2 separate regions of the Homo sapiens genome follow, and region 1 is linked to region 2. Evidence: read pairs that join two places in POLR2A ChIA-PET (ENCODE). Cell type or tissue: OCI-LY7. All regions are shown on one strand.

Region 1 (2,500 bases), 120 kb before region 2:
TTATATATATTATATAATATATATTTTTATATATATTATATATAAAAATATATGTTTTATATATATTATATACAATATATATTTTATGTATAATAAATATATAATATATTATATATATTATATATATTATATATATTTTATATATATTAAATATATATGTTTTATATTTAAAAATATATATTATATATTTTATATATAAACTATAATATAAAATATATTTTATATATATAATATATAATATATTTTATATTATATATAATATATTATATATAATATATTATTTATATATTATATATTTATATTATATATTATATATGTCATTATATATTATATAATAATATAATTAATATATATTATATTATATAATATATATTATATAATATGTAATATATAATCATATAATATAATATATTATATATAATTGTATATATAATATATATAATTATAGTACCAGTATATATGTTATATATAATATAATGTTTATTATGTTATATATAATATAATAAGTATTATATATAATAGCTATTTTATATATTATATAATATATATTATATAATATATATTATGTAACATATATAATATATAATTAAATATATTATGTATAATATATATTATATATTATATAATGTACATAATATGTAATATATTATACATATAATATATTATATTATATATTATGTAATATATTTAATATATTATATAATATATTATATAATATATAATATGTATAATATATAATATATTATATAATATATAATATGTATAATATATAATATATTATATAATATATAATATGTATAATATATAATATATAATATAATATTATATAATATATGATATGTACAATATATAATATATAATATATAATATATAATATATAATTTGTATAATATATAATATAATATTATTATATATAAGTATGTATATACTATATATATATGACTAATAGAAAACTTAAATTACATATGTGGTTCACATGATATTTCAATTGAATAATGCTGTATTTAAAAAAAAAAAGGCTGGGCGCGGTGGCTCATGCCTGTAATCCCAGCACTTTCGGAGGCCGAGGCAGGCAGATCACTTGAGGTCGGGAGTTCGAGACCAACCTGACCAACATGGAGAAATCCTGTCTCTACTAAAAATACAAAATTAGCCGGGCATGGTGGCGCATGCCTGTAATCCTAGCTAGTCAGGAGGCTGAGGTAGGAGAATCACTTGAACCCAGGAGGTGGAGGTTGCAGTGAGCAGAGATTGCGCTATTGCACTCCAGCCTGGGCAGCAAGAGTGAAACTCTGTCTCAATAAAAAATAATAATAATAATAATAATAATTAAAAAAAAAAAGGCTGACAGAGGGTGGAGAATGGTTGAGAAGAGTTTCAGTGGACACCTATGACTCCCTTGCCTTCAGAATCTTGAAAGTGTCCCTGAGACAGGCCACACAGGGTCTGGATGTCTGCAGTAGCCTCCAGCTTATCTCTGCTTTCACTCTGAACCCCTGACTCTCTTTTCCCCTCCCTTGCCAGGGATATCTTTCTAAAAGGCAAATCTCATCATGTCACTCCATGCTTCAGTGGAACCCCATCACCCTATGGCCAAATCCCTGACTCTGCTTCCCTGTCCAGCCTTGCCCACCTATCCAGCCTCATCTCATGCCTTTCTGCCTCCTTCCCCACCAGCTAATATATGTTATTATAATCTGCATTATGTTCATTATATGCAATAAATCCACAATATATTTTCATAGTAAAAGACTAAGAAATACATAATATAAAGGATAATGTCCACATTTATGCTGTCTAAATACCACCCCAGCTATGTAATCAGTCACTGTCAACAGTTGGGCTGTGCCCTTCCAGGGCCCTCATCCTACATATACAGACCTAATTCTGTATCTTTGTATAGCATTCATCTCTGTACCCACTATACATCCAACATTTAGTCATATTTGCTTCAGATTTTGTGTGCTCCAACCCAGGCCCTATACCTTCCCTCTCTCCCTGGAGGTAATCATTCCTCTCCGGTTGAAATAGTCTTAACATCTGGAGTTTTTACATTTTTATTACATATATATGACTATAAACAATAGAGTAGTATTTTGTGTGTTTCTAAATAATATATCATATCATATCATGTATATCTCCTATAACTTGGATTTTCATTTTTTTCTTTTTTTGAGCTTTTTTATTACCATATAGTTCTATATGATCTTCCACTATAAAAATGAATGTAGTGGCCAGGCGCAGTGGCTCACACCTGTAATCCCAGCACTTTGGGAGGCCGAGCCAGGTGGATCATGAGGTCAGGAGATTGAGACCATCCTGGCTAACACGGTGAAACCACATCTCTAATAAAAATACAAAAAATTAGCCAAGCGTGGTGGCAGGTGCCAGTAGTCCCAGCTACTCAGGAGGCTGAGGCAAGAGAATGGTGTGAACCCGGAAGGCAGAGGTTGCAGTGAGCCGAGATTGTGCCACTGCACTCCAGCCTGGGCGACAGAGC
Region 2 (2,500 bases):
CAATATGCTTAGTTTTCAGGTAGCAATTTCAAGCATTCTGTTTATTAGTTTAACAATAAGTCATAAGAAAAGAAGCTTAACAGTTCTTAGAAAAGCTAATCCTGGCACCATGATGGATTTACCTTGAGCATATCTTTCTGTCTCAATTTCCCTACCTATAAATCCACAGGGTGCAGTATCCATACTAACAAGATATTCCAAAGGGAAATAATAATTTTTGAGCATAAACTGAAAATCCTACATAATAGAAACATATTTGTATTCTGCACTGTCGAGCAGAACTTTGCCACGCAGCTTTAAATAATTTGTCATGCACTAAAGTGCCAGGTACTCTGCTTGTTCTTAATTTCCTTTTCTTACAGAATCTTGCCAGTGACCTGGAAAGGTAGATATTATTCTCTTCATTTTGCAATTGATGAGTCTGAGATTCATGGATGTTTAATGAGTCCAAGGCCATACAGTTGTGAGTCACAATTCTGCCTGATTTTATGTCCTGTTAACCTGCCGTTGCACTGGGAATTACAGAACTAATGCCAATCCCTCCCTCAAATTGCCATTCATGTATTACTTTTCCTGAAATTAGTGGCAGTTTTCTAGAAATCAGAAGGGGCAGAAAGTAAAGGGAATCTTCTTCTTATATATCATTGCTCTCTGAGAAAAAGTATTATAGAAAAGCCAAAGGTCAAATTGCATGATATTTTCACTTTACAATATAAAAAACATCTACACTATGGAATACATGGAATATAACGCAGCATTAAGAAAAAGAAAAGGAAAGAAAGATGGTGAAAGATGAAAAGATTGCCAAGGCATACTGTTAGATTTCTTTTTTCAAGTTACAGAAATTTGGGCTGGGCATGGTGGCTCACACCTGTGATCCTAGCACTTTGGGAGGCCAAGGCAGGTAGATCACTTGAGTCCAGGAGTTTGAGACCAGCCTGGGCCACATGGTGAAACCCTTTCTCTATAAAAAAAAAAAAATTACAAAAGTCATCCAGGCATGGTGGCACATACCTGTAGTCCCAGCTACCTGGGAGCTGAGGCAGGGGGATCGTTTGAGCCCAGGATGCAGAGGTTGCAGTGAGCCAAGATCATGCCCTTGTACTCTAGCCTGGGAGACAGAGTGAGACCCTGTCTTAGAAAAATAAAAAATAAAAATGGAGTTACAGAAATTTAAGTATGATATCATTTGTGTGCTAAGCTAAGCCACCACAGAACAATTCTGCTTATTTTTCAAAGATACATCCATGCATAGAAAGCAGTCTGAAAGGATAACACCCTAAATTCATTAAATTGATTCTGAGTTAAAACCCTAAACTGGTTCTCTCTGAGGAGGGGGCCTGGTGGCTCCAGTGGCAGTCTAACATTTAATATTTAAAGTTTTTACAAGGAGAAATAATTCATGTGTTACTTGTATAACTAGAAGTTTGAGGGTTTTTTTAAGTAAAATATTGAACACAAAGTCAGCCAACTGGTGGCATGACTAGCCACGGTCAAAAGTTGGAGCTATTTGTAAGTCATTTTGACAATAAAGAAAAGGATGAACTAAAAATACTATGTCACCAAGATGGCTTTTTCCTCCAGAGATTTCTGTGTCAGCTGGGGCTTTGATGTCTGGCCATTATCTGAATGGGGCGCCTGCTCAGGGATCAGCTATGACCACCCTAGGGAGAGTTCCGTGATGAGCCATCTTGGGGACAGAAGGATGAGTGAGCAGCTCTGCTTCCTTCCAGACATCTCTGCTCTTCACCATTTTGTCTTAGCTTAGGTAATCTTCCAGGGCTACATGATTGTAGGGGGCAGGGGAAAAGATGAGGGAGTTAAATGATGGAGAAGAGAAGGGTACCAGAAGAAACTCTTCTTTGAAGTTAAAAGCATTGGTTTCTAGACATCTGCTAGGGATCATTTAATATCCAGGCTGATTAATTCAGCTGGGAAGCAGTCTATAGAAGCTAGTATGGATTCCATTCCTTGGTGAGTCAAATCACTTATTTCTTAGAAGAAATGGCATTAGAGCTTAACTGTTTTTCTAGCTCTTGCAAAGCATGTAATTGATGCAAAATTAGCTAGGTCCCAAGCAATAAGATCCAAGAAAGATCTGCTAGCTGGACAATTTTTTCTAATCCACATTAAAATAAAGACATATATAACTGTTAAAATAAAAATGTATTTATACACATGCATCTTACAATCCCACATTTGACTGGTGATGCATGGGCCATGCTTGGGGAAACACTGCAAGAGATGTGATTAGCCTGGGCGTTGGGGAGGAACTGAGTTCAAATTTTGCCTCCATAACTAACTTGGTAACCGAGAACTTAACCTTCTTAGCCTTCATTTTCTCATCTCAGGGTGGACTTACTAGTAGTTCCTACTTCATATGGCATTTTTCAGAATTACTTAAGCTAGTGTCTATAAAGGATAATGTGTAGTACCTACAAAATGTTAGTAAAAGAAAAAAAGATCTTTTGCAAATAATAAAACAAATGCCAAGACCTTG

Evidence for each region. Peaks named below come from ENCODE experiments on the same cell type or tissue, not always from the same donor. Only the 100,000 strongest peaks of a DNase experiment are listed, where the experiment ranks them.
Region 1: POLR2A ChIA-PET joins it to region 2 with 6 read pairs; 4 of 35 experiments call an interaction of 5 or more read pairs at or near these places.

What each region holds. Positions count from the first base shown.
Region 1 is chr3:56,965,680-56,968,179 of GRCh38, reverse strand. It overlaps a transcript of ARHGEF3 not described here. Among named protein-coding and RNA genes, the nearest start is that of ARHGEF3-AS1, 27 kb to the right of the region's middle. In OCI-LY7, no CTCF peak of the experiment used is centred here; no DNase peak of the experiment used is centred here; H3K4me3 peaks cover 562 bases; H3K27ac peaks cover 1,380 bases.
Region 2 is chr3:56,841,916-56,844,415 of GRCh38, reverse strand. It overlaps a transcript of ARHGEF3 not described here. Among named protein-coding and RNA genes, the nearest start is that of ARHGEF3, 41 kb to the right of the region's middle. In OCI-LY7, no CTCF peak of the experiment used is centred here; no DNase peak of the experiment used is centred here.